2 separate regions of the Homo sapiens genome follow, and region 2 is linked to region 1. The links are chromatin loops, found by intact Hi-C in ENCODE. Cell type or tissue: CD14-positive monocyte. All regions are shown on one strand. Links, peaks and the distances in the headings refer to the core of each region. The heading gives the core; the rest is flanking DNA.

Evidence for each region. Hi-C counts contacts between places; a loop is a spot of excess contacts. Peaks named below come from ENCODE experiments on the same cell type or tissue, not always from the same donor. Only the 100,000 strongest peaks of a DNase experiment are listed, where the experiment ranks them.
Region 2: it touches region 1 in a loop (2.3-fold over the local background); 2 of 110 quality-filtered maps call a loop at or near these places.

Annotation. Positions count from the first base shown.
Region 1 is chr17:63,266,946-63,282,540 of GRCh38, forward strand. TANC2 (tetratricopeptide repeat, ankyrin repeat and coiled-coil containing 2) reads left to right here. Exons shown (of 28, transcript NM_001394998.1): 9 at 803-928. Among named protein-coding and RNA genes, the nearest start is that of CYB561, 170 kb to the right of the region's middle. In CD14-positive monocyte, for the core only: no CTCF peak of the experiment used is centred there; DNase peaks (open chromatin) are centred at 8,606, 9,216, 11,986, 12,266 and 1 weaker place; H3K27ac peaks cover 1,950 bases.
Region 2 is chr17:63,184,575-63,200,169 of GRCh38, forward strand. TANC2 (tetratricopeptide repeat, ankyrin repeat and coiled-coil containing 2) reads left to right here. Exons shown (of 28, transcript NM_001394998.1): 6 at 9,417-9,565. Among named protein-coding and RNA genes, the nearest start is that of TANC2, 230 kb to the left of the region's middle. In CD14-positive monocyte, for the core only: no CTCF peak of the experiment used is centred there; a DNase peak (open chromatin) is centred at 7,237; H3K4me3 peaks cover 1,652 bases; H3K27ac peaks cover 2,511 bases.

The sequences.
Region 1 (15,595 bases), core at 4,580-12,579:
CTCAATCAATCCTCCCATCTGAGCCTCCTGAGTAGCTGGGACTACAGGCGCACACCACCACGCCTGGCTAATTTTTTTGTGCATTTTTTGTGGAGACAGGGTTTTGCCATGTTGCCCAGGCTGGTCTTGAACTCCTGGGCTCAAGCGATCCACTCTCCTCAGCCTCCCAAAGTCCTGGGATTACTAGCATGAACCACTGGTAGCTAATATTTTCAAACAATAAAATGGATACTCTAGTATTTCTTATAATTTGAAACATTTTTGTAAAATGAATTTTTTCTTTCACTCAGTTTTTAGTAAAAACCCATTTACTATTTCTTTTGATAACAAAGAAACTTCCTTTTTGTTACTGTCTCTGCAGCTTTCATGATCCAGACATTCAGAGGCAAGATGGCATTTTAAGCTTTTGGACTAGCATTTTGTTTTTCATTTTAAATCTCAAATCTACCATTATCTATTTCTTTTATGAAGTAAGGGTTTATGTTTATTTGCTTAGTTTGTTTTGCTTTTTGAATAGGAAATATTTAATCCCTCTGTTTAAGGTTATAGAACCTCTTAGCAAGCACAGGTTTATTATGTACTGTCTTAAAGTAGCAAGTGAAATGAAGGGTTAATATTTTTTACAAACCACTTATTTGGATTTTTAAAGGCATAAAATACATGTATTTTATATATATTACATATTTTGCATATATATTTTTTGGCTGGAGTAAGCCCTGATTCCAAAGTTCCGGAGATACAGACTAGCTGAAAGACATTTTCTGAACTTAAATATTCTAACTAAACTTTTCTTTCTTGTCAGCCACCAGCTCTGCCCACTTGGAAGACCTTGCTTACCTGGATGAGCAGAGACATACACCTTTGAGAACTTCTCTACGAATGCCAAGACAGAGCATGGGTGGTGCTCGCACACAGCAGGATTTAAGAGGTTAGAACCACAGAAGGGCTTTAAGGGTGCCCGGGAACAGATGGAAATGGGCAAAAGCCAAAAAGTTGCTTTGTCTCCTATTCCCATACTTACTTAAACCTCCCTAAGAAGTGAAATGATCCATTTTAGCATGTGACCAGTTCATTTCTGCTGAGTCTAGAGAAAGATAAACACAAATACATTGTACTCCTCATAGACAGGCATTGTGTAATTATCAACATTTGGAAGCATTAGTTCCTCGAAATTCTGAAAGAAAACAGATGTAAAGGGGCTGTGGTAATGGGGGAAATAACCTTTCTAAGATCTTGGATTTCAGAAGTGACTGCGGACCAGATTCAGCCCTAGCCATATTGCAGGTGAACTGTGCTGATCATAATGTACAGGTTGAGCATCCCTAATCTGAAAATCCAAAATGCAAAATGCTTCGAAATCCAAAACTTTCTGAGTGCCAACATGACACCACAAGTGGAAAATTCCACACCTAGCTTCATGTGATGGGTTGCAGTGAAAACTTTGTTTCACAAAATGTTGAGTAAAATTACCTTCAAGCTATGTGTATAAGGTGTGTATGAAACATATGAATTTCTTGTTTAGACCCAAGTCCTATCACCAAGATCTTTCATTATATATATGCAAATATTCCAAAGTCCAAAAAAATCTGAAATTCAAAACACTTCTGATCCCAAGCATTTTAAATAAGGGATACTCAGGCTGTATTTTGCTAGGGAATTTTTTTCATTTTTGTTTTAGTGGCCATTTCTAGTAACATGCAATATTTTATTATCTTGGTCTTTTAGAAAGTGCCTATAATCCTGGCCTAGCAAGAGCTACACAACCTATCCTTTTCTCACTCAGGTACCTGTTGCCTTACCTTCTTTGTGGCATGCTACATGCTTCTCCAAGCTGGCACCAGATCTTTTTAAAGACTGTCATTTTGTTACAGTGATGGTCTAGTTGAGGAGCCTCTTATTGGTATTTCTATGCCTCTCGTTTGCTCAAAATGAACCAAACTGTCTCTGATAGCTTTTAACAGATAGTCTCCTTTCTCTGGTATGTTAGCAATCTCTATCTCTACCACAAGTGTGTTTTTAATTTTATCTTACGGATGATTTTCATCTTTCTTTAGCTCTCCTCTTCACCCCTTGTCCTATTCCCTACTCTAAGCAGTATAGTGCCACGTGCACAATTCCCATGGGAAGGAATTTATACATGTCTGCTGTCCACTCTAGACATCATTATGCTAACAGTTTTTCAGTGATGGCTAAGCAAACAGGATTTTAAAATAATTGATTGTATTGCAACAATTACCATACCTCCCATCAACAGCAGTTAGTTGATAGCCTCAGTCATACTTTTAGTTCCCAGTCCTTTTGTCCATCCTGCTTGCCAGTTCTTCAGTTTGTCATATACCAGTTGCATGGCATATGCAACTGTGTGTTTACAGTCCAGAAAATGGAAATATATCAAGCACTATTTTAGACTAATTACATCTAAAGTCTGAATAAAGTTGATCAAGAGACCAAATAATTGATTTGCGCCCCGACCAGAATGCACAGCCGTAATAAAGAAGATTGGACAGAACTACTGATCTATATGGACCTTCAGATTTGATTGAAAATCTGCCACATTGGCATCATCTTCCATCTTATTACTAAAAAACATACTGACATTGTTGACTTTATTTTCTGCTTTACTAATCATTGAATAATAGATGTTATACTACATAGAAAACAAAATTATTTGACAGATTTCAGCAGTGAAATTTTTGGGAAACCTTTATATTGAGTTCTGTTGATATGTGGTAGTACCTATCTGCTTGTAGTATCTGAAGATTTAATAAGGTCTTTAACAGATACATTCTGGTGAGCTTGATGTTTACAAATACCAGTTTTATCTGGAATGCAACAAAGATCTTTTCCATTGCATTGATCTTCAGCCGAAGCATTCAGTGAAACAACAAAAGCACATTCAAAGATTTTCCCAAAGCTCACCTAAATCTTTAGGAAGGGCTCTGACTGAATATTGAATTTCTAAAAATACTAATTTCATATTCCTTGCAAATAGTGTCTTAACTTATTGTTTACATTAATACTTAGGCTGGAGTTTGTCCATTGATGAAGATGCTATGATGTTAGTATTTCAGTTCCTTGAAGTCATCTTTATTTTTCAAGAGCTTTCCTTTTAGCAGTCTAAACGGTTAGAACATGCCATCCAGCTGGGTACATTGATCCATAAAAAGCAAGGTGTTTACTTAGCAGTGTAAAGTATACTAAAACTAGTAATAACTTTAATTCAGAATTTTCAGAATTTAGAGTCCCTGAACAATAATCCTCTCTCAAAAAGTAACATGTTATCTTAATTATTGTTTACAGATGAATTGTATGGCTTAGGATACGACTTAAAACACATTATCAAGAAAGGAAAGCAAACTTGGGCAGATAAACTTTCCTTATGTTTCTTCAGACCTGCTTGGCAAGCCTTTATAATATGTGATTATTATATCCACAATGTTGTACTTTATTTCAGAAAAAATCAGATTTGTTTTCCTGGAATAATTTTTAAAAACATGTCACATCATGCTTTCTAATTTTATTTAAAGGAATGTACAAATTACAGTCATATTTCAGTTTGACATATTTTTCTTCTGATTATGATTAAAATGAAACTACCCCCAAAAAAGTAATGAAATGATTGAAAATCTTTTTTAGTCTGCATTAAGGTATATCTTTCCACTTTAGAATAGAGGTGTATCTTTCATACATTTTAAAGGAGTACTCTGACAAGTTCTGTGAAATAGGTTTTTTTTAACTTTTAAGTTTAGGGGTACATGTGCAGGTTTGTTATATAGGTATGAGTCATGGGGGTTTCTTGTACAGATTATTTCATCACCCAAGTATTAAGCCTAGTATCCATTCATTATTTTTCCCAATCTTTTCCCTCCTCCTACCTCCTCCCACCAGTAGGCCCCAGTGTTTGTCATTCCCTTTTATGTGTCCATGCGTTCTCATCATTTAGCTCCCACTTACAAGTGAGAACATGCGGCATTTGGTTTTCTGTTCCTGCATTAGTTCACCAAGGATAACAGCCTCCAGCCTCATCCATGTTCCTGCAAAGGACATGATCTCGTTCTTTTTTACGGCTTCATGGTATTCCATGGTGTGTATGTACCACATTTTGTTTATCCAGTCTACCATCAATGGACATTGAAGTTGATTCCATGTCTTTGCTGTTGTGAACAGTGCTGCAGTCAACATATGTGTGCATGTGTCTTTATGATAACAATTTATATTCCTTCGAATATACCCAGTGATTTCACTGGATTGAATGGCCGTTCTATTTTTAGATCTTTGAGGAATTGCCACACTGTTTTCCACAGTGGTTGAACTGATTGTGGAAAACACTCCCACCAACTGTGTATAAGTGTTCCTTTTTCTCCACAGCTTCGCCAACATCTGTTATATTTTGGCATTTTATTAACAGCCTTTCAGACTGTTATGAGACGGTATCTCACTGTGCTTTTGATTTGCATTTCTCTAAAGATCAATGACACTGAGCTCTTTTTCTTTTTTTTTTTTTTTAATTTTGCTTTAAGTTCTGGGATACATGTGCAGAACATGCAGGTTTGTTACATAGGTATACATGTGCCATGGTGGTTTGCTGCACCTATCTACCCGTCATCTAGGTTTTAAGCCCCGCATGGATTAGGTATTTATCCTAATGCTGTTCCCACCCTTGCCCCCCCCATCCCCCAACAGGCCCCAGTATGTGATGTTCCCCTCCCTGTGTCTGTGTGTTCTGCCATTGAGCTCTTCTTCATAAGCTGGTTGGCTGCATGTTTGTCTTCTTTTGAAAAGTGACTGCTCATGTCCTTTGTCCATTTTTTTTAATAGGGTTATCTGTTTTTTCTTAACAAATTAATTTAAATTTAATTAATTAAATTTCTTAACTTAAAGTTCCTTGTAGATGCTGGGTATTAGACTTTTGTCAGAGACATCGTTTGCAAAATTTTCTCCCATTCTGTAGGTTGTCTGTTGACTCTGTTGATAGTGTCTTTTGCTGTGCAGAAGCTCTTTAGTTTAATTGGATCCTGTTTGTCAATTTTTGCTTTTGTTGGAATTGCTTTTGGTGGCTTCATCATGAAATCTTTAAATCTTTGCCTATTTCTTTATCCAGAATGGTATTGCCTGGGTTGTCTTCCAGGTTTTTATAGTTTGGGGTTTTACATTTAAGTCTTTAATTCATCTTGAGTGAATTTTCTTATGTGGTGTAAGGAAGGGATCCAGTTTCAGTCTTTGCATATGGCTAGCCAGTTATCCCAGCACCACTTATTAAATAGGGAGTCCTTTCCCTATTGCTTGTTTTTGTCAGTTTTATTGAAGACCAGGTAGTTGTAGGTTTGCAGTCTTATTTCCTGGTTCTCTATTATGTTCGGTTGGTCTATGCGTCTGTTTGTACCAGTACCATGCTGTTTTGGTTATTGCAGTCCTGTAGTATAGTTTGAAATCAGGTAGTGTGGTGCTTCCAGCATTGTTCTTTTTGCTTAGGATTACCTTGGCTATTTGGGCTCTCTTTTTGGTTCCATATGAATTTTAAAATAATTTTTTCTGGTTTTGTAAAGAGTGTCATTGGCAGTTTGATAAGAATAACATTGAATCTTACCAATTACTTTTGGCAGTATGGCCATTTTAACGACATTGATTCTTCCTATTCATGAGCATGAAATTTTTTTTATTTGTTTGTGTCATCTCTGATTTCTTTGAGCAGTGTTTTGAAGTTCTCCTGATAGAGATAATTCACCTACCTGGTTAACTGTATTCCTAGGTATTTTATTCTGAAATAGTTTTTTAATCACAATTCTGGTTTTAAATGATCCTAGAGATGGTAGTTAATGCTTATATACACTGTAGTATACCCAGTAGATAACTAAGTTTATTGACTGACTGATTTCAAGTGTAGAGAGTGTCTGAAATAATATCCTCTGGATGTATGTCCAAAGAACATTTGAGGTGACAAGCCATGCATTGATTGGGAACTTCATATAGGCAGAATCTTGTACTATTCTGTTAAGAGCAGTGTTTCTCAAACTTTTTGGTCCCGGGAGCCTTTTATACTCATAAAAAAATTACACAGGCGGCTATGGCTGTCCCTGTAATCCCAGCACCTTAGAAGGCCAAGGTGGGAGGCTTACTTGAGCCAGAAGTTCAAGACCAGCCTAGGCAACATAGGCAACATAGCCTAGGCAACAACCCTGTCTCTACAAAAAAATTTAAAAATTAGCCATGCATGGTGGTAGTCCTAGCTACTCAGGAGGCAGAGGTGGGAGGATCACTTGAGCCTGTGAGGCCAAAGCTACAGTGAGCCATGAGCCATTATTGCTCCACTGCACTCCAGTCTGGGTGATAGAAGGAGACCCTGTCTCATTTTTAAAAAATTATTGAGCTTATATTTATATGGGATAAATTGATATTATCATATTAGAAATTAAAAATAATATGTTAAATATACTTTGTTTAAAATAATGTTTTAAAATAATAATAGGGATTGTTGAAATAACTCATTTATTCATTTTTTTATAAATAATAGACCCATTACATGTTAAAGTTATGTAAGCTGTGGAAAATTCCACTGTACACTTGTGAAAGAATGAGAGTGGAAAAAGGCAAATAACCTCTTAGTACTGTAAATATAGTTTTGACTTTGCAAACTCCAAGAACATATCTCAAGAATCTAGGGATCCCCAGATGACGCTTTTATTTTATTTTAGGATCACAATGTTTAAAAACAAGTTTTGTTGGCTCTACACCTCCAAAGAGCTCCCAAATCCAACTACTTTTCACCTCCTTCAATACTGCCTCTCACTGAGACTATTGCAGTAGGCGAGCTTAGTGGCTCTCACAGTGTGGTCCTGGGACCAGCAGGAGTGGCATTATCTAGGAAGTTTTCAGAAATGCAGATTCTTTAGCCCCATTCCACACCTACTGAATCAGAAATTCTGAGAATGGGGCTGGCAAGCCGTGTCTTAAACCTTGCAGGTGATTTTGCAGATCACACTTTTAAAACCACTAGTTTAGAGGATGTCATTGTAATTGAAGATAAGCTTTATGCCTCAAGGTCCATCAGTCTATTTACAAAAGTGCAAAAATGCGTAGTTTGAGAGCTGGTTACATGTTATTCATGAACATGATTTAACAATACAGGCATAATTAATTTAACAGGTGCCTTAATAGTAACTGCAGTTGTTTGATGATAATGGTAGTCTTTTGACTGCTGAAGCAGAAGTTGGGATAACATCTCCAAGTGGGATATTAACATCAACATTGCTTCATTAGTTAAAAAGTCCTTTTTTTTTTTCACTCTTCAAGACAGCTGTTTTGAACAACTGTTCTACAAAAATTGATATTTCCAGAAACCCGGCCCAACGGGGGAGAGGTCATGTGAGTCAACTGTCCAAAGCAACTTAACAGATTCCTAGCTGTCAACCATCCAAGAGCTTGAATACTAATGATAAAAGTCATAGAAGATTGTGTACTAGTACAGAGTATATAGCTAGCTAACCTACTACAAGCGCCTTTTCTAGTCCCAAAGCCTAATGTCTTTGATAGATATTAATTTGAATTAATTTAACTAATAAAGTTTTTAACTTAAAATTTTAAAATTAGGCTAGGCATGGTGGCTCACACCTGTAATCCCAGCACTTTGGGAGGCCAAGGTGGAGGGATCACCTGAGGTCAGGAGTTCGAGACCACCCTGGGCAACATGGTAAAACCCCATCTCTACTTTAAAAAAATACAAAAATTAGCCAGGCATGGTGGCGTGGGCCCATAGTCCCAGCTACTCAGGAGGCTGAGACTTAAGAATCACTTGAACCTGGGAGGTGGAGGTTGCAGTGAGCCAAGATCGTGCCACTACACTCCAGCCTGGGCAACAGTCTCAAAAAAATTGTTTTAATTATTTTTGGCTTCATGTTTTTAAATTTAATCACCATTAGGTTAATGTGGAGTTATGCTAAAAATTATCCACCTGAAAATGTCCACTCTTTCTGATCATCTTAATGAAAGCTCTCTCATTCCGCAGAGAAAGATAGAAACTAAGTTTGCTGCCTATTACAAGGAAGGAAGAAATAGTTTATTTTTATGGATAAATGTAATAAATCTTATGATGGATTATATAAAGGGAACCAGGAGGAGTTAAAATATACAAGGCAAATTGTAGCATAGTGACTTTGAATGGTAGCTACGTGGGTTAAATTAACAACAAATTATTAATATTGAGACCCTAACCTGCCTGGTCTTAAGTTACAACCACACTCTTCTACTTGAAGAAATTATATATTGCTAATTAAAACTTCATTTCTCAATATATGGTGGTTTCCTTAGAACTTTTACTAAATCTCATTACATAAAAAGCCATTCAGAGGCTTTGTGTTTAGTTATTAGCTACTTTAATAGACACTAGGTTGGAGGGCATATGTACAAATGATAGTCTGATTCATTGGCAGAATTTATGTGAAATTGGCCCTGCCACAGTTAACTTGGTTTTATCAAAGCAATAAATTTAATTTTTATCAAATCTGTGCTTCACACCATTTATGAGTCCCGTACTGTTCTGAAACAATGAATCCTTTATGATGATGACTAAGATGCATGTCATGAAGCTAAATGCTCTTACATTAGCCTACTGAGTCACACATCCCTGAGGTTGCTTAGTCATCTTGATCATTGCCTGGCTGGCTCTCACATTTACAAGGGAATATTTCCATCAGTCTTTTCTACCTCATTGTTCATTATTTCATCCCTACAAGTAAGATTAAATTTTCTTAAGTAGATTCAAAACCCAAGGATAAGGTTGCATGCACATAACTTCCTATAGTAAATATTATATGGGTAGATTGTAAGTTTTAGTTGTATGAGGTTGTTCCCCTCACCCCCAACCAGCTCTTCTGCAGAGAAGACTGTGAAGTAACATGAACAAAACTCTCATCATGACATCTAACTCTGCAAGATATCTCACTGGAAATACTTTAAAATGCCTTGAGTGCAGTAAAGAAAAATAACACACTCTTAACCTATTTTGATGTTTTGATCTAAATTAAAGAATAAACTTCCCAATTAATCTTATTATTTTCCTCAAAAGTGACTAGGTCTATTAAAGTAACCATAATGCCAATAAATTTACTTAGATAAGACTTTGCAAAAAAATTTTGTAATTCAGTAAAATGATCTAAGTTTTTTAATCTTGTAGTATATAAAAGGTTTGTTGTGAAATAACTTCCCCAGATGCTCATAAAATTACAGAACTAGATGATTTCATTTTAAGGCCACAAACGAAAGGCTATTTCATCAATGAGAGTTCACTTTAAAATGTTTTATCTTAAATTTCAACGAATTAAAATACCCAGTTTTTATATTCCCAAAAATAAATGTTGTATATCACCTTAAAAGCCAACACTCTAAGAGCACAATACTTAAAACAACTGTATTGCCATAGTTATAAATATTTTATCAAATATTTCCTATTTTAAAACCTTTACTGTTTTATGTTTTCTCTACATTTTCAGGTATTAAATGTGAGGAAGCATATAAAAAAGCAGCAACCTTTGGGAGAATTGGGTTTTCCCTTTCTTTTTTTTTTTTTTTTAACTGTTCTCCAAAGATCTTTGTTCTCTTTCTGAAAATTCCACTCAGCAGTGACTGCAGATTTTTCTCAACAAATGTTTTCCCATAAGACCAATGTCAGAAAGCTGAAATTTAATATGGAAGTTATTCAAAGATTCAAAGTAAGATTTTTTTCAGAGTAAAATAAGCCTTCCCCCTTTTTTATCCCCACATTAATAGAAGGCAATGGACTTTTTAAAACACTAAGACAAATGTTAACAGTGAGACACTCTTCAAAAGGTGTAAAAGTGATAGCATACATTTATTGGAGTTCTTACTCTTTGTGGGCACAGTGCTTAGAGCTTTAAACATATTCTTATTTAATCCTCACAACTCTTTAAGTAGTGGTAATAAGGAAACTATGTCATAGACAACTTAATATAAAAAGCAATCGGTAATACAGTAATAGCAGTACATTGGCTTATGGTAGATACTCTGTACTCTGCGGTATTGGAGATGGCAAAGACTGTTGAATATTTCAGCAGGAGCTGTGGTCAGAGAGGATACTTGATTCATTCACCCAAACCAGCTTCGACTCCTCTCTTCCTAAATAGTACTTCAGTTTTCCTCTCACTTGAGCTTTAAATCTTGGAGTCAGCATTGAAGCACCATCTACATTATCTCCTATATGCAGTCAGGACCAGACCCTGAGGGTTCAGCTCTCACAGAGTTTCTCACATTCTTTCCATATTCTCCATTCTCAATATTGCTAATTAGCTTGCCTCCCTCCTCTGGTCTTTCCATCTTCTTCTTTTTTTTTTTTTTTAACTTTTATTTTAGGTTCCGGGGTGCGTGTGAAGGTTCATTACATAAGTAAACTTGTGTCACGGGGGTTTGTTGTACAGATTATTTCGTCACCCCGGTATTAAGCCGAAGACCCATCAGTTATCTTTTCTGCTTCTCTGGTCTTTCTGTCATCTAATCAGTATAATGCCTGGCTGCCAAAGTAATCTTTCTAAAATGCAGCTCAGAATCATGTCATTTCTCTGTCTTAAGTTATCATTGCCAGCATCCTTGTTCAGTTAGTGTGCAGGAATAGAAATTAGCAACATTTAAAAGCAGTTTTGAAGAAAACAAGTTACAGTTTATTACCTTTAAAATTAACTCATTGATACTTAAGAAAAGCTAAAAAAAAAAAATTTAAAGAATAGACACTGCCAGATGGACAATGAAATGGAACATGTAATGGAAAAGAACTAAAGGAACAGAGATAGTAAGATAATGTATAAGAACATGCCAACACAATGCTTAATGAATTTTATTAATTCAGCAAAAAAAAAAACAAAGACTAAAATTATTTCTATGCCAGATGAGTCATCAGTATTTGGCATCAGTATTTTTAGTACTTAAAAAGAGGTAACAGGCCGGGTACAGTGGATCGTGCCTGTATTCCCATCATTTTGGGAGGCTGAGGCAGGAGGATCACTTGAGGCTAGGAATTCGAGACCAGCCTGGGCAACATAGTGAGACCTGTCTTTACAAAAACTTTAAAAATTAGCCATGCACGGTGGTACACGCCTGTAGTCCCAACTACTCAGGAGGATCACTTGAGTCCAAGGCTGCAGCTTCAGTGAGCTATGATTGTGTCACCACACTCCAGCATGGCTGACAGAATGAGGACCTGTCTTAAGGAGAAGGATAAGGAGAAGCAACAGAGTAACAAGGCAATCTATGGAATAGGAGAAAATATTTTCAAACCATGTATCTGATAGGAGTTAATATCCAGAATATATAAGAAACTCCTACAACTCAGTAGCAACAAAACAATGTTTAAAAATGGACAAAGGACTTACATAGACATTTCTTCAAAGAAGACATACAAATAGCCAATAGGTATATGAAAAAATGCTCAATATCACTTATTGTCAGGGAAATGCAAATCAAAACCATAATGAGATAGTACCTCACACCTGTTAACATGGCCATTATTTAAAAAAAAAAGAAAGAATAACAAGTGTTGGTGAGGATGTAGAGAAATTGGAACCCCATACACTGTTGGTGGGAATGTAAAATGGTGCAGTTGCTATGGAAAACAGTATGGAGGTTCATCAGATATTTAAAATAGAACTGCCATATGATCCAGCAATCCCACTTCTGGGTATTTTTCCAAAAGAACTGAAATCAGGGTCTCAGAGATATTTTCACTCCTATGTTTATTGCAGCATTATTCACAATTGCCAAGAGACAGAAACTACCTAAATGTTAAAGGATGAATGGATCAAGAAAATGTGGTCTATATATCAATGGAAAAGAGATCCTGTAATATGCTACAATATGAATGAAACTTGAGAACATTCTGCTAAATGAAGTAAGCCAGTCACAAAAGGACAAATATGACATGATTCCACTTACATGAGGCATCTAAAGTAACCATCAGAATAGAAAGTAGAATAGTGGTTGCCAGGAGCTGGGGGAAAGAGGAAATGGGGAGTTCCTGTTCAATGGGTATAAAGTATCAATCATGAAAGATGAAAAAGTTCTAGAGGTCTGCTGTACAACATTGTGCTTATAGTTAGCCATGCTGTACTATTCACTTAAAAATTTAAGAGGGTAGCTTTGTGCTTTAATTAGCCTCTCCCCCTATGGAAGAACAAACATCAGGAGTAGGCAACAGATGGCACTGAAACGTGAAGGTGAGGGGAAGTCCATGATGCTGCCAAGACTCCTGAAAGTGATTGAGAAATGTGTAAAGTGAAAAGACTTGAGCAGAGTTCGTCATCAAGAATGGGAAGACAGGATGAAAGCATGACCATCACTAGCATTTACTGAGCATTTACTATGTACCAGGTTTCATGCTAATAACTACATTATCATGACAGCCCCATGAGGTATATGTATCCCCTTTTACAGAGTAAGAAATCAAGATGGAGAGAGGAGTTAAGTAATTTGCAAAAGGTCACAGAGTTGTTATGTCTGAGCATATAACCTACCCTGATATAATACCTGTGGTTAAATGATCTTAGGGGCTATAAATTAGAAACAGAGGATTGTGACCCAAAGGAGAGGTAAATTAAGATATATAGAGAGTGTAGCTGATCTAGTAAAAGGAAAAAGCTCTAAGCCTTGCTAGGAAATACTAAACTCCTGAAACCCCATGCTTTTATATAGCACCTGTCATATCACATAATGTTTTCAAAGGACTGAAAGTCTTAGACTAGGTGCAGCAATCCTCACTGGTGAGCACTGTACAGAAAGGACACCTCAACAAGGAACATAGTGTTTTCAAAAATAAACTGATTGTTCCCAAGGAGTCCCCCCCACCCATTTTTAACTTTTATTCCCCTATGTCTTATGAGTGAGATAAAAGTTTTAGATCAAATTCTAGAAAGGTCTTAGATTGAGAATCATCAGCTCTAGAGAGTTCTTTTCAGAGACATGCCTGACTTCATTGACCCTGTTTTTTACGAAAGATTATGGGGAAGTGGGGAGAAATGAAGTGGCAAAGGGATTCTGTGAAGGAACAAGGGAAATAACATTTGAGTCATGGTTAGTTCATAGTCAGTATCACTCAATTCTCATATGTTTAAAATCTGATTCACGTAAAGCTTTTTTTAGCACTAAGAAAGAATCTTAAAGATTTCATCCAAGTCCTTTGTTTCACATTTAATGAAACTGCCTCCAAAAGCAGTTAATTCCACTTGCCCAGGGTAATAGAATAATAAACCATGAACTAGAATCCAGATCTAACTTAGTTCATTTCTCTCTTACCCTCTCCACGATTCTGTTACACTCTCGAATTTCACAGATTTGCCAAATCTCAGGATGAAATGTACTTTTCAGTCTAAATAGTTAAAACTAAACCCCAGATATGTTTTTTAATTGTTGGGTAAAAAAGTAAAACCTAGTTTTTTTTTAATTCAGTTTAGGTATTGACCTACTCTCTATATAGAATAGACTGTAGGCTGCCAAGTAAATATCATATCTTCTTAATTATTGAGGATGTCTGCTAATAGTGAAGGTTGATCCTTTCCCTCCTCTTTTTAAAAGAGTTGCTTTTTTAAGAGTCCTTCCCACCATCCTTTGTAGTAATTAATTACTAAGATATGATGAAAATATCTGTCTCCTAGCTTAGTCACTTTTGTTCTTGCTTTCTCCCTTTTTTCTTTCCACTAAAAATGACTTGTTTAAATACATCTGTTACTTCTTTGTCTGATTCTGTTTATTAGCAGAAATCTGATAGGGTTAGAAAAATTGCTAGGTAGATTTTATGTAATACTGATCTATAGGGACAGGTTGCTCTGCTGAATGCTTCTGGAACTTCAGTAGGTCTTTTTTACTTTGGCTAACACCTACCTATAAATAGGTAGCTATACTGGCTGTACTGTAAGAACTACTTGCTGAGAATTTTTAAGCTAAAAATATTCCTCTCAGAGTTAATGAGGTAAAATCATCATCTGGCACCTCTGGCCTGACAAATGAATGCGCACTTTGCTAAAGCATTTTAAAGCCATAATAAAAACATGTCTGAATTCCAGCTTTTGTTAGTGGAAGAATTGCCTTTTTGGACTAAGCCTTCCATGGATAACAATTAAGAATTATGAACAAAATACAAAAAATAACTATTTGAAGGCACTGGAGAGTGGCAGAAAGCAGATGGAAGTGGGAAGTGAGTTTACATTTGAAATATAGGGACCAAAACTTATATTTGGAATATAAGGACAAACTTGTATTTTCAAGTTTGTAGCATTTTGCTTAAGGACTCTTTCCAATCTGTGGATGGCTTCAGGTGGCAGAAAGCCACAGCTTTACTTACTTGAAGTATCAAAGGACAGAATCCCAAAGCTGGCAGAATACTGGAAAGTTAGCAAGGAATTTCTAAAAGAAAGGGAGCTGCAGAGGCGGTAGGTCCCAAAATGTGTGTGTAAGCCTTGCCCCAGATCCTTGGCTGACTACTGAACCATATATGTATAGAAGAAATCCTAATAAGCTCTGCAAATAAAGAAACACCCAGAAGCTGAAAGAACTTTTCAGCTGCTTATTATAACCGAAGAGAATTTGAATCCGGCTAAGTTAACTTGAACAAAAATCAGCATACTTGAACAAAAATCAGCATACTTGAGAGGAACATAACAGAATCCAGAGGTTCTAAAATGTATCTGTTAAACCCAGTGTAATTGAATAATGTATCCCAAAAATTCAGGTCCACCCAGAATCTAAGAACGTGACCTTTTTGGAACTAAGACCTTGCAGGTGTAATTAAATTAAAATGAGATCACGCTAAATTAGGGTGAGCCCTAAATCCAATGACGGTATTTTTTAAAAAGAAGAGAAGTCACACAGAAGTACACAAGGAAGGGGGCCATGTGAATTTGGAGGCAGAAGTTGGAGTGATAGAGCTGTATAAGCCAAAGAACACCATGGATTTATAGGAGCTACCGAAAACTAGGAAGAGGGAAAAACTTTCTTGAGCCTCAGAGGGAGCATGGCCCTAGGGACACCTTGATTTTGGACTTCTAGCCTCCAGAACTGTGAGAAAATAAAATTTGGTTGTTTTAAGCCACAAAGTTAGTGGTAACTTGTTATGGCAGCCCTAAGAAATTAATACACCCAATGTAGTAAAAAGGAAGGAAATATTATAATAAAGATAAGAGCAGAAATCAGTGGAGTAAGAAATAGACAAACATTAGCAATAATGAACAAAGCCAGAATTCGTTATTTGAAAAAATAAAATTTATGAACCCCATAAATAAAATTTATGAATCTTAATATTGCTTAAGAAAAATGGGAGAAAACACAAATTACTAATATCAGGAATGAAAGAGGAGATATCACTACACATTCTACAGACATAGAAAGGATAATAAGAAAATATAAAGAGATATTATATATGCCAGTAACTGCAACAACTTAGATGAAAATAACAAATTTCTTGAAAAGCACAACTTACCAAAACTAACACAAGGTGAAATAAAATATCTCAGGGTCTCTATTTCCTTTGAGAAATTGAACCTGCTATCAGAAACCATCCACCAAATAAAACTTCATGATCAAGTGGTTTCACCATTGAATTCTA
Region 2 (15,595 bases), core at 3,012-11,011, 84 kb before region 1:
CACTGTTCTGACTGCCATCATCAATTATTTGTTTTACCAATTTCTGAACTTTATATAAATAAAATCATTTAGTATGTATTCTTTTTTTTTTTTTTTGGAGATGGAGTCTTGCTCTGTCGCCCATGCTGGAGTGCAATGGCACGATCTCGGCTCACTGCAACCTCCGCCTCCCAGGTTCAAGCTATTCTCATGTTTCAGCCTCCCGAGTAGCTGGGATTACAGGCGCCTGCCACCACACCCGGCTAAATTTTTTTGTATTTTTAGTAGAGATGGGATTTCGCCATGTTGGTCAGATGATCCCCCCACCTCGGCCTCCCAAAGTGCTGGGATTACAGGTGTGAGCCACTGCACCCAGCCCTATGTATTCTTTTGAAACTATCTTCTTTTGTTCAGTAATACGGTTTTTTTTTTTTGGAGGGGGGGTTGGGGACAGAGTGTGAGACAGGGTCTCACTCTGTCACCCAGACTAGAGTACAGTGGTGCAATCATGTTTCATTGCAACCTTGAACTCCCAGGCTCAAGCCATCCTCTTACTTTACCCACCTGAGTAGCTGGGACTACAGGCGTGCACTACCAGGCCTGGCTTCTTTTTTAAAAAAATGTTTTTTTGGAGCTAGGGTTTTGCCGTGTCACCCAGGCTCGAATAGCTGGGACTACAAGCATGTACCACCACACCCGGCTAGTTTTTGTATTTTTTTGGTAGAGAAAGGGTTTCACCATGTTGGCCAGGCTAGTCTTGAACTTCTGACCTAAAGTGATCCACCCGCCTCGGCCTCCCAAAGTGCTGGAATTACAGGCGTGAGCCACTGCACTTGGCCTTGATGGACATTTTCAACTTGGGCTATGATGAACAGTTTTATGAACATTTGTTATGTGTCTTTTGATGCACCTATTAGTATACTTTTCCTTTTTTTTATACAACTAGTAGTGGACTTGCTGAGTCATATGGTTTCTGTAAAATGGCAAACATTTTCCAAATTTGAAACCATACATTTTTTAAATGCCAAACCTTTTATCCAAATTTGATGCTACCAGTTTACATTCCCATCAGCACAGCAGTGTTTCAGTGTTCCTTTGCCCCCTACTGTCAGATGCTATTTTGTTTGTTTTGTGTGCCATTCTGCACTGTATATGTGTAGCAGTATCTCATTGGAGTTTTGATTTGCATTTCCCAATAATATTGAACACCTTTACATGTGCTTATTAGCTATTTGGATATTCTCTTTTGTAAATCCTGTATAGATCTTTTGTCTATTTTTTAATTGGATTGTCTTTCTTGTTGATTTGTAGTAGTTATCTCACTCTATGGCTTGCCCTTTTACCTTCTTAATGGTGTCTTTGGTGAAAAGATTGACTTTGCCAATCTTTTTTCTTAATGGTTGTTGCCTTTTGGGCCTTTGTAAGAAATATTTACCTAGTTCTAGGTCATAAAGTTACACTAAAAGGTCGTTTTCCAGAAGACTTATTGCTTCACTTTTTACCTTTGGGTCTATAATCTATATGAAACTTATTCTTTTAAGGACAGGATTTACTTTTCCATATGGATATCATATTGATCTGTCACCAATACTTGAAAACACTCTCATGTTACTGAAACACTGCAGTGAAACTTTTGTTCTGAATCAGGTGATTATATATAGAGAGAGATCTGTTTTTGGATTTTTAAACTCTGTTCCATTGACCACCTTTTTATCTATGCTTTTGTCTAGCTGTGTCTTAATTACTTTAGCTTTATATTAATCTCGATATTAAGCAGTATGCCCTTCTCTCTCTCTCTTTTTTTTTTTTTTTTTTTGAGACAGTGTCTCACTCTTGTTGCCCAGCCTGGAGTGCAATGGCGCAACCTCGGCTCACTGCAACTTCCGCCTCCCAGGTACAAGTGATTCTCCTGCCCCAGCCTCCCGAGTAGCTGGGATTACAGGCACCTGCCAGCACACCCGGCTAATTTTTTGTATTTTTAGTAGAGTCGGGTTTCACCATGTTGGTCAGGCTGGTCTCAAACTCCTGACCTCAGGTGATCCACCCCCCGCTTCAGCCTCCCAAAGTGCTGGGATTACAGGCGTGAGCCACCGCACCCGGGCTTTCTTCGAGTCTTCTATACTATTCTTGGATCTTTCCATTTCCATGTAAAACTTATAATCCCTTAGTCTTTATGGTGACATATTCCTCAACCAGATTTCTGGGAGCGTAGCCTAATGCGTAAACACACTGCTTACAAAGAGCCAAAATAAAACCAAGAACTACAAATTTAAATAGTTTTAATCAGCATAATGCATGAGTGCTGTATGATTTATTTTGTGTATCACAGTCTCACAGAGATTGTTTTTCAACAACCAGATATCTGTTTCTCATACCTCAAAGTTGTCGTCATTATTAAAGAAGTTACAGAATTCCATTCAAGGAAAGTACTGTCTTTGTTTAGGGACATATCTTAATTGGAGTGTATTGTGTTATGAAGATGAGACCCTCTTCATATCACCTGGATGGTCATGGATGAGACAAACATATAGGTCAAATAATTGATATGATGACTTGAGAAATTTTGAGAGTTTTGAGCAAATTCAGTGGGCAGAGGGGAGCTGGGGACTGATGCCTGGCAATATGGTGAGAGACTGGACTTGGAGATGACGGTATAACTTAGGAGTAAAGAGCCTGAGGTCTAGAGCCAGATTGCCTGGCTCAGCCACTTACTAGCCATATGAATTTGGTAAGTTACTTATTCTTTGTATGCTTTATTTTCGTTATTTGTAAAGTATGGATAATATTGCCTACCTTGTAGGGCAGTTTGATGATTAAATTAGTTAATATAGGTAAAATGCTTAGGAATAGTACCTGGCATGTGCAATTAACTAGACTACAGACCTTACTCAGATTTGGTTAATGGTATACTTAATTGCCATATATAGCTAGCTATTATTATAGCTAATAAAAGTTATAATCTGCCCCAGAGAGAACAACCACCAAAAATTATGTTTTTTATATATATATATACATATATGTGTGTGTTTGTGTATATACAGACACATACACATATGTGTTTTTTGAAGAAATGTTCTAAGTGTGATGAAAACTATAAACCCACAGATACAAGAAGTTCAATGAATCCTAAGCACAAGAAACATGAAGATTTCACTAAGACACAATATGAAACTGCTTAAAACTAATGATAAAGGAAAAACTATTAAAATCAGTCAGAAAAATCACAGACAGTGGAGAAACAAAGATGACAGCACACTTCTCTTTGAAAAAAAAATTCAAGACAGAAGACAAGTGGGGCAGCATCCTTTTTTAAATTCTTTAATTTTCAAATTTAGGAATAGCATCTTTAAATTACTGAGACAAAGACACTATCAACCTAGAATGGTATACCCTGAAAAATACATATTTCAAAAATGAAAGCAAAGTGAAGGTTTTCTCAAACATATAAAAAATGGAAGACTTTATCACCAGTTGACTTGTACTACAAGAAATGTCTAAGAAATTTCTTCAGGCAAAAGAAAAATGATACCACATGGAAATTCACAGAACTATACACAAAATGTACCCAAAAAACCCCAACCACAACAAATGAGTGCAGGCAAAATCTGACAAAATCAGGCTGGCCAGGGTGACATGCACCTGTATTCCCAGCATGCTGAGGGTGCTGAGGGTGCTGAGTTTGAGAGGACCACCTGAGCTCAGAGGTTCCGGAACAGCCTGGACAGCAAAGCTGAGACCCCATCTCTTAAAAAAAAAAAAAAAATCTGGCTGGGTGCAGTGGCGTAGTCCCAGCACTTTGAGAGGCCTAGGTGGGCAGATCATGAGGTCAAGAGATCAAGACCATCCTGGCCAACATGGTGAAACCCCATCTCTACTAAAAATACAAAAAATTAGCTGGGCATGGTGGTGGGCGCCTGTAGTCCCAGCTACTGGGGAGGCTGAGGCAGGAGAATTGCTTAAACCCAGGAGGCGGAGGTTGCAGTGAGCTGAGCCCCACTGTACTCCAGCCTGGTGACAGAGTGAGACTCTGTCCAAAAAAAAAAAAAAAAACTGGCAAAATCTGAATAAGGTTTGTAGTCTAGTTAATTGTATTCTCCCAGTGTCATTTTCCCATATAACTCACTGTGGTTATGTAAAATGTTACCTTTGGGAAAACTGGGTGATGGGTACATGGTTCTATCTGTACTGTTATGGGGTTTTCATATTTATTAATAACAGCTATACTGAAATGTAATTCACATACCAAAAAATACATCCTTTTAAGATGTACACCTCAGTGATACTTTAGTATATTTACAGACTTGTGTAACTATCACCACTAATTTTAGAGCATTTTTATCACCCCCCCCCAAAAAAAAATGTCCCGTGCCCATTCACAGTCACTCCCCACACAACCCAGTCCTAGGCAATGGCTTGTCTACTTTTTATTTCCACAGATTTGCCTATTCCAGACATTTCATATGATTGGAATCACACAATATGTAGTCTTTTGTGTCTGATTTTCTTAGCACAATACTTTCAGTGAGTGTTCTTTCATTTTATGGCATGTATCAGTATTTCTTTTTTTTTCATGGCCAAATGTTCCCTAATGGGAATATATGACATTTTATTTATCCATTCACCATTTGAGGGACAGTGGGGTTCTATTTTTGACTGTTATGAATAACACTGCTATGACCATTCATGTACAAGTTGATGTGTGTTTTCAGTTCTTTTGGGTATATGCCTAGGAGTAGATCTGCTGAGTCACATGGTAACTCTATGTGTAACATCTTGAGGAACTGCCAAACTATTTTCAAAGTGTCTGCACAATTTTACATTGCTACCATTATTGTATGAAGGTTCCAATAAATTTCACTATTTCTTATTGCTTGTCTTTTTTGTTTTACCCATCCTAGTGGATATAACTTGATATCTCCTTGTGGTTTTGATTTGCATTTCCCTTAATGACTAATTATGTCAAACATCCTTTCATGTACTTATTGACCATTTGTATACCCTCTTTGGTGAAATGTCTATTCCAGTATTTTGCCTATGTTCTAATTCATTTATTTGCCTTTTTATGGTTGAGTAGTAGGAGTTCTTTATGTAGTCTGGGTTCAAGTCCCTTGAACACATGATTCACATATATTTTCTCCCATTTAGTGGGTTGTCTTTTCACTCTCTTGATGGTATCCTTTGAAGCATGACACTTCTTAATATTGATGAAGTCTGATTTATCTGTTTTTCCTTTTGTCACTTGTGCTTTTAGTGTCATATCTAAGAAATCATTGCCTAACCAAAGGTCACAAAGTTTACTACCATGTTTTCTTCTAAGAGTTTTATAGTTTTAGCTTATACATTTAGGTCCACAATACATTTTTAGTTAATTTTGATATATGAGGTAGGGCTTCATCTTCATACCTTTGTTTGTGGTTATCCAGTTGTCCCAACACCGTTGAAGAGATTATTTTTTCCCATTGAATTGTCATTGCATCCTTGTTAAAAATCATTTGGCCAAGGCAGGAATGGTGACTCATGCCTGTAATTTTAGCACTTTGGGAGGGTGAAGTGGGAGGATTGCTTAAGCCCAGGAGTTCAAGACCAGCCTGGGCAACATAATGAGGCACCATCTCTACAAAAAAATTTTTAAAAAAATTATCCAGGCATGGCAGTGCATACCTGTAGCCCTAGCTACTCAGGAGGCTGAGGCAAGAGGATTGCTTGAGCCCAGGAGGTCGAGGCTGCAGTGAGCCATGGTTGTACCACTGCATTCCAGCCTGGGCAACAGAGCGAGACCCTGTCCTAGAAAAGAAAAAAAAAGATCAATTGACCATAATGTAAGAGTATTATTTCTGGACTCTTTATTTCATTGGTCTATTCTGATGCCAGTACCATACTGCCTTGATTAATGTTGCGTTGTAATAAATTTTGAAAATAGGAAATGTGAGTCTTCCAACTCTGTTCTTCTTTTTAAAGGTTGTTTTTTAATTTTGGGCCCCTTATATTTCCATATAATTTTTATGATCAGCTGGTCAATTTCTGCAAAAATAAGGGAAGAAGGAAAGGAAGCGAGTAAGCAAGCAGCTGGAATTTTGATAAGGATTGCATTAAATTGGTAGATTGATTTGGGGAGTATTGATATCATAACAAAATTGTCTTCCAAACCATGAACATGGAAAACCATAATGCACCCTCCCCCCTGCAAAAAAAGAAGATTTGATACACACAATATGGATGAAACTCATTCTAAAATACACATTGCCTCCAAAGACCAGACAATCTTTAAAGTATGTCAAAGAATTTTCTTAAATTTTTTTAAATCACTTTCTCTGTTCTTAAAAATTAAGAACCCAATAACCCTGATAATTTAGCACTGATTTCTCTCTCTTAAGCTACCACTATTTCCATTAAATCCTCCCTTTTAGTGATCTTCAAATGGCCCTATTGTTAATTGTAATGAGGGGGAAAAAGGCTATCTTTATTCCACTGGCCAGACTTTTTTCTCCTGGTAAATTTTCATTTTGCAGGCAGAGAGGTTTTATCGTAGCAGTTACTTGCAAGTGGGAAGTAGAAATGAAACAAAAAGGGAAGAAAAATGGTAGTATTTAAGGAAGAATGCAGAATCAACGTACACTAAGTAGGAAAAAAATGAAAATGCGTGACCTGGTGACATTTTAAGCATATTTTAAATGAAATGGTTTGGAGGGGAGGACCTGGCTTTGTGTTTCAACATACAGTATTTGAATACACTATTATGTTGGTGCAAAAGTAATTGTGGTTTTTGCCATTACCTTTAATGGTGCCATAATGGCAAAAACCTCAATTACTTTTGCACCAAACTAATAAATTCCTGCAAGTGAGAAGCTGTTCATCTGGTCCTACAGAGCAACTTCAAAATATATTTCAGATATTCCCACCTTTTAAAAAAATATATTATTTATTTTTCAGACAGGATCTTGCTCTGTTGCCCAGGCTGGAGTGCAGTGACATGATCATGGCTAACTGCTACCTCGGCCTCCTGGGTTCAAGCAGTTCTCCTGCCTCAGTCTCCTAAGTAGCTGGGACCACAGGCGCGCGCCACCACACCCAGCCAATTTTTGTATTTTTTGCAGAGACGGGGTTTCACCACGTTGCCCAGGCTGGTCTTGAACTCCTGGGCTCAAGTGATCAACCTGCCTCGGCATCCCAAAGTGCTGGGATTTCAAGCATGAGCCACCGCGCCTGGCCCCACCCTTGTTTGTTTTCAGAAGTAACTATTTTTAATTTATTTTAAAATAGGAAATGAAAGTGGAATAGGGAAGAGGTTACTGACAGTTAAGTCTGTAATCTAGAAACCAGAAAGGAAGTGCCTCTACTGTTTCTACTTTATTCCACCAGAAATCCTGGCATACTTTCAGGAAGAGGAGACAGAGGCAGCCGTTGATAATCTAAGACTTAAGATGGAGGGATTCGCAATTAGGTCCCTGTCTGTTATTTGAGAAGCCCCCACTAATTCATCTACTAGGCCTTTCATAATGTGTAAAATTTTACTCAAGATCAACAAATAAGAAAAGTTCAAAACAAATGTAATTGCCAAAGATAGTTTTTTCGTATCATAACCTGGTATCGGATTTCTTTCGTTATAGAGTGCACGACAGATAATATATTAATGTCATCCTCAAATGATATTTTGAGACGAGGTAAGTAAATAGGAAAGAAAAAGTAGATTTAGCAAGGTTTAAAAAATACCAGTCAAACCAGATGAAAAGGACCTGGTGTGGTAGCAGTATCTAATATAGCCACTCACAGAAGAATTCTTGAACTTCTTTCTGCATTAGTACTTGGAAGTACTGAAAGTAGTAATGTAGAAAGGGTTGCAGTTATCTGTCTCTTAAGAACCTCCATTCGATTACCTTACTTAGTGTTTACAACATGCTTTGTTAAGATTATTGAGATTAACATGCTATGAGCAATATGCCTATTATTACAAGTTATCTCTTATTCAGACATTCTCACCATTTGTAATATTTCTTTCCAGTGAGGAAGACACTGTGTTGTGCTCATTGGGAGCATAGATTCTGGAGTCAGGGAGCTCAAGTTCTAATCCTGGCTCTGCCATTTACTGGTTTTATTACTTTGAGCAAATAATTTAATGTATCTGTGCCTCTATTTTCTCATCTGTAAAATGAGGGTAATAATTTCTACCTTAGAAAGTGGAATCTAAAGTTATGAAGGTTAAGCTAATATATGTAAAGTGTTTACACTAGTGACTTGTACATCATAAGCATTATGTAAGTATATGCTAAATAAATATATACTCTTATTTTCCATATAGATTATAAACTTTTCAAAGTCAATGACTATATCTCCGTGTTGTATAAATTCTCGTATCTGTTGTTAACCATGTACATAGGAAACACTTATTATCAGAGTAACTTTGTAGGAGACAGTGAAATAGAGCCCCAGAATATCTAGAGGTCTGGAATCTACAATGAGAAAAATTTGCAAAAGATTAGTTAGTTTAACCTTTAGGAGGGAGGAAAGTGTTACTCATTAATTTGAAGAGACCAGTTTTGCCTTTTCATTTTATCAAGGAATAAGAAGCTTTCAATTGTTCTTGAGAAAAAAATAAGTTATCTAAATGTTTATAACATAAAAATAACCCTACTGATTCTCTTATTTCTGTTCTGTGGCAAAGAAATCTATTTATGTTGCCTCTGGGAGGATAATAGGAGAGGAAAAATAGAGCCTTGTTTTTCTACCTTGACATACATTCAGTGAGAGTTTTGTAGAGATTTTTCACAGATGGAACTTGAGTTCAGTACTAATACACAAAAATACACATATACCCTATCTCTGACCCCCAGCTTGTGACTTTATTAGAGAAGTTGATATAAATGTTAAATGGAATAATAACAATGCAGATCTTACCTTCTTAGCATTTGGAGTGGTTTACTGTGTAATACTGAATATCCTAAATAATAGGATATGATTGTGTTTTGTGATGCTGTTGTTTTGGCATCAAACCGTATGACACTTCAGTTAATGCTTGTAATGCTAATGGATATATCTGACCCCATAAAAAGATTTTTGTAAAGTCCTTTAAAATCTGTGCTACTGTGGATTGTTACAAGGTGAGATTAAATGCTCTGAATTTAGAACAAAGCCTGAATAAATATGGACGGTAAGTCAACCTAACATAAACAGATACTCATTTTAGGTAAAATTTTTTTTCTGCCTCACATTTATAATCATTTTGAGTTCCCTGGCTCATTTTTATTTGATTCGTGTAAATTTTTTACTTGGAAGCGAATTTATATTGGGAGTGAGTAGTCCAAGAAAAACCTCATAACTTTGTAATTTTTGAGTTAAAATGTGAAAACTAAAGAAATGACCAAAGTGAATGTACAAATAGTTGCAGAACTAGACCATTTTATTTTGAAAGATTCATGTTCTTCAATGCCTTCTTGTTACAGGTGATGCTGAACAGGAGCTTGGCCCCCCTCCATCTGTAGATGAGGCAGCAAACACACTCATGACTCGTCTGGGTTTCCTCCTTGGAGAGAAAGTCACAGAAGTTCAGCCAGGTGACCAATACAGCATGGAAGTACAGGATGAAAATCAGGTAAGCTGTTTGCTATCACCTTTGTGAAACATGGTGTGAATCAGCTTATTATGCCAGAAATAATCCCAATTGTTGAATGCCTTTTGAGGCCTAGAATACAACTTAACTTTCCATAATCACTATTATTTCTTCAGTTTATGAATAATCTTTTAGCTTTAGTCTTAGATTTAACAACCCAAAAAGCCACTTTTAGGTTTTGATTGATTTAATGAATGAACGAGCAAGCCAACAAATAAAATTGACACGTATATAAGCACTGCACCCCAAATTTGCAGAATATACATTCTTTTCAAGTGCATGTGGATTATTTACCGAATTGGTTATATGCTGAGCCATAGAGCAGGTCTTGACAAATTTCCAAAGATTCCAGTTACTGTGACCACAGTGGAATTTATCAATTACAAAATGATAATTTAGAAAGTGGGATCTAAAAGATTACTTGGATCATTAGTTCAGATTTTCTACTTTTCTGAAATACACATTTAAAACTAATATTTCTTTTTAAGCACATCTTTAGCTATATCCTACAAGTTTTTTTATACTTAGTTTTTATTCCAATTTAAAATATTTTCTCATTTTTTTGTGATTTCCTCTTGGACTCAAAGGCTACTTAGAAGTGTATTACTCAATATCTAAATATTTGGGGATTTTCTAAGTATCCGTCTCAGAAAGTTAAAAAAATCTACAATTTAAAAAATATTTTATAGTTTTCTTTCTTTTTGCTATTTTCATTTTTTTCAGTTTAAATGTAGCAAAAAAAAGTACTAGAGTCAGATTCATTTGTATGATCTTAATCTTCAGCGTGAATGTCTGATAGTGAAGCATTTTATTCAGGAGATGACAAATTAATTTTAAATTGCATATTTTATTAATAAATATTAGTGAAGAGTCTATATCACATACTACTTTTGTTACAATGAGATATACAAGGATTATTTGAATATATTTATATATTGTGTGGATAAGTTCAGATGTTCCAGGGTGCTGTCCTCAAGCCTCACTCCTTAGGTTATTGGTTTTGCTAGCTGCACATTATTTAAATACTATCTTAACTCCCAAATTATCTCTAGCCCTGCCTTTTCCCCTTTACTTGAAATTTGTATATTTAGCTTCCCACATTATATTTTCTACCTAATGTTTAAAATGTATCTCAAACTTAACATGTCAGATTTCTCCCTAGAACCTGTGCCTTCTGCAGTGTTTCCCATATGAGTAAATGGTATCACCTACTTGCTTAGGACAAAAGCATTGGAGCCATTTGACTTCCATCAGACCCACGTTCACTCTTTCAGCAAATCGTAGACCCTGTCTTCAAAATATGTACTCAATCTGATCCCTTCTCACTATTCCCACTGCTATACCCAAGTCCAAGCCACTGTCATCTTTTGCCTGTGCTACTGCAATAGGTACTAGAATGTAAGGCTGGAAGGCTGGGATTTTTGCCTATTCTACCCGTTGCCGTATCCTCTGCCCCTAGAACATTACTGTCATTACTAGGTGCACAGTAGGTATTTATTATATGAATAAATGGTCTCCTAATAGGTCTCTGTGTCCACTCTTGCCCCCCTGTAGTCTGTTCACACAGTAACCAGAGTGATCCTTGTAAAATATGAATCCAGTTCTGTCACTTTGCTTGTAATCTTCTACTGTATTCCCATCATACTTAAAATAAAATCTAAAATCTTTACTGTGGCCCAGAAGGCTACACCTGATCTAGCCACTTGCTACCTCTCCTACATCACTTCCTACCCCTCTCCCTTTCACGCACGGCTCTCCAGCTACATTGGCCTCCTTGTCGTTCGCCAGTCACATCAGCTATATTCATTTTTACTGGAATGTTCTTCCCCCATAACTCACTTCCTCACTTATTCAGTGTTCTGCCTAAATGTTACCTCCTCAGAGAGGTCTTACTTAATTCCTCTTCTAATAATTGCACCTGCCCATCCATATACCCCTATGCTTCTACTTTATTTTTTCATAGCTCTTACCATTAACTGATATTACATTACATGTTTAGTTGTGGGGTTGTTTTACCTTATGACAAGAATGTGTGTTTCATGATGTCAGATCTGATGATTTTTTAAATCAATTTACATTGTAACTATGTCAATATGCTGTGCTGCTCTGTGAATAAAAAATGGGAACAATATTGTTGAGGGATTTTTTAAAATTGGGAGCAATAAAACATCTATTTCACCTTTCATTTCTTGATATTCATGTCAAGTTAAAATGTGACTGTTATAGTAATGACCAGGTAACTTGATGTCATATCTTATAACCCGAATATTTTTCAAGGACTCTGTCATTTCTACACAGCTACATTTCCTTGGATGATAAAATTTGTACTTGTTGTTCTTGAGATTCCGCATGTCACAGTGATTTCTGCATAAAGTCACAAGTCTATGGAGTGCACCTTACTTGTACATTACTGAATAACATAATCTTAAGTAAATGAGTAGTATCATTGATTTAATTAAAGCAATATGGTGTAATAGAAAAGCCATTGAACCAGGAGGGAGAAAATTTGTGTTCTAGTTCCAACTCTGCCACCTACCATTTTGTAAATTTGGATGTGTCACTTAACCTCTCTGAGCTTTATATTTTTCATAGGTAATAATAACTGACATTTATTAAATACCTACTGTGTACCAATTATTGTACTAATTGTTTTACTTGCACTGTTTTGTTTAAGCTTCTTCACAACCCAGTGTAGTAGAGTTCATTCATATTCCAATTTTCAAATAAGATATGGAAACACACTGCCAGAAAGTGATGGAATGGTATTCATATCCAGGCAGTCTGCTTTTATAATCTATGCTCTTAACAGCCACACCATACTGTTCCAGTGTAATGTGAAATAATAACACCTGACAGGGTTGTTGAAAGGATCAAGTTAAATCATGAATATGAAAGTACTTTGTAAGCTGTAAAATGTCATATAAATAAAAAGTATAAAATAATATGCAGTATAGTTAGTATATAAATATATGCAGGAACTGTGTGATTTGGGGGAAATTACATCATAGCTTTCGTACTTTCATTGGTTTCATTTTCACATTTCTTAAGTGGGGGAAATAACATACATTATGCCTCTCATACCAGGTTGATAAGGAGTAAATGAGATAATATATAAAAATATTTTTAAATTGTTAAGCTTTATACAAATTTAAAATATTAATAATGAAGCTAAATGATAGCCTTCTTGCAGTATAATATACACTGGAACTATCTTGGAACCACACAAGAAAGTGGCTAAATTGATCATTTGAATTTCTGGTCTCAGGAAGATTATGAAGAAGTAGGAGGTCATGTTAATTTGGTGACTTTTTTCTGAGCTAAACAGTGTATTAACAAAGATAAACTGCTATGCTTAGGCAGATCATGTAGTGATGATATTCTCAAAATAGTAATGACAGAATCTAATGCAAGTCAGCGTACATCATTTTTCTGCAAAAAAAACAAAGCATGAAAGTGATATTCACCTGACCCCTTTATTCTTTCAGTAGTTTCCAAGGTATTCAAATGGACCTTATGAATTTCCTCTTTAGCTTCTTATGTTGTGTATTTGTAGGACCTTTAAGAGATCCAGATTGGGAGCTTTCTTAGGATCCTTCTGGAGAACATTAAGGGCAATGGGAAAAACACTGAAAGGTTTAGGAAGTGCAGTGGCTTAAATAGACGTCCATTTTAGCCTACAGCATGAAGAATAAATAGTTGTCTTTCTCTAGCTCATTAACTAGTCTCCTTAAGTAAATATGAGGCCTGCCTTTTAAGTCATAAGCCATGAACAATTTTCTGTTTTCTAAATGGCTTGATATTTAAGCTTTGCGTTTACAGTTAAAGCTTTTAAGATACACATTCTCTGATATGTGCTTTATTTTGCACAAAATAACTTAGAGTAAAAATAAGTAAGTGCTGTTTGGGCTTAACCTCCACATTGTCTATATTATGCATATAATATGATTTTCTTTCACAAAGAACAGAATGAGAATCTTAGAACAGAAATGAGTTGTTATAAAAGTAATAGATTCCTATCATAATAAAACTTTTCTTCTTTTTTTTTTCTTTTTTTTTGAGACAGAGTCTCACTCTGTTGCCCAGGCGGTAGTGCAGTGGCACGATCTTGGCTCACTGCAACCTCTACCTCCTGGGTTCAATGATTCTCATGCCTCAGCCTCCTGAGTAGCTGGGAGTAGAGGCATGCACCACCACACCCAGCTAATTTTTGTATTTTTAATAGAGATGGCATTTTGCCATGTTGGCCAGGCTGGTCTCAAACTCCTGGCCTCAAGCAATCCGCCTGCCTCAAGCCTCCCAAAGTGCTGGGATTACAGACATAGGCCACCATGCTGGGCCTAAAACTTTTGCAATATGGAATGACTATAGCTATATCTAATGTAAAAGACCTGAGTACAGTTCATCTACTCACATGTGTCTCAGACTGGGAGTGGGAGGTTAAAAATCGTTTGCCACATTTCTAACCTGAAGGATTCCAATTCCAATTCAATAAGTCTGGAGTGGGGGCTCAGTATCTGTCAATTTTGTAAGAGAGCTTGCATGTTTGTTTTTTCCATGTCACAAGTGATATTACTGTGTGCCTAGTTAGGAATAATTGCTCTGTAAGGGAAAAAAGATTTTAAGGTTAAAAAAAAAAAAATCATTGCTCTGGTAGACCAGCATCATATTATAAAAATAGAGATTTTAAAAAATTGAAACTCTCCTCTTCTCTGGAGAGATAACATATAGTAGAAGAGAAATTTGGATACGTTTGAGAGCTTACTGTGTTGTTAAGAAAAATTAGATTCTAATATTATTGATATGATTGAAAAGATTTACTTGGTTGGAGGGTAATGAGAATGTCACTTGTTTTTGGTTGAGTCAAATTTATCTTTTGTAACCTGGTTATAGTATTTAAATTAAAATCAAAACCTAGATTCAACAGAGATGATTAAACACAAGGGACTGCATCTAGGAATCATCTTAGGATGAGTCGAAGAGCCTTAATATTCTCATAGCTAGTTATCAACACATTCTCCAGTTATTAAATTTTAGCAGAAAGAGTATGAATAGAGACTCTATTTGTAAAGAAGTTGAAAGGCTTCTTTTAAATTTAACATTTAAAGATGTTAAATTTATCATTAGTGCGTCTTCAAGTAATTTTGCTGCTGATCACTTAATAATTTTAAAAACGATAAAATGTTGGCCGGGTGTAGTGGCTCACACCTGTAATCCCAGCACTTTGGGAGGCTGAGGTGGGAAGTACACATTCAGGAGTTCAAGACCAGCTTGGCCAAGACAGTGAAACCCCGTCTCTACTAAAACTATAAAAATTAGCCAGGCGTGATATTTGGCGGCTGTAATCCCAGCTACTCGGAAGGCTGAGGCAGGAGAATCACTTGAACCTGGGCAGCAGAGGTTGCAGTGAGTTGAGATTGTGCCATTGCACTCCAGCCTGAACGACACAGTGAAACTCCATCTCAAAAAAAAAAAAAAGGATAAAATGTTTTTAGTGTTTGAAAAAATATACTTTTATTCACTATTGTAGTAATTTATTTGTGTAGAAAGAGTTGAAGAAAAGTGAATTGTCATTAAATTAGGTAAATCAGAATATATTACCACCAACCTTTTTAGTAATTATTCATTCCTTCACATCAAAACTTAAAAAGTAAATAGCTTCAAGTGTAAGAATCATTCAGGATACAAAGTGATCTCAGGCTGTAATGCTGTTACAGAGAAGTTATTTAGGTTTGTATTAAACTAATATTAATTCTGTTTTATTAGACAAACTTTTAGAATAAGGCATTTTTCTCTGCATTCATGTATTGTCTCTGGACAGCTGCCTATGTATCGAAAAGACACTTCCTTGCATTAAGAACTTTATTTCTTCCCAGCTGTAGAGATTTTTTTTTTCCCTTCCATCTAAAGAAAATTATTGGCTGGGTCCAGTGGCTCATGCCTGTAATCCCAGCACTTTGGGAGGTTGAGGCGGGTGGATCACCTGAGGTCAGGAGTTCGAGACCACCCTGGCCA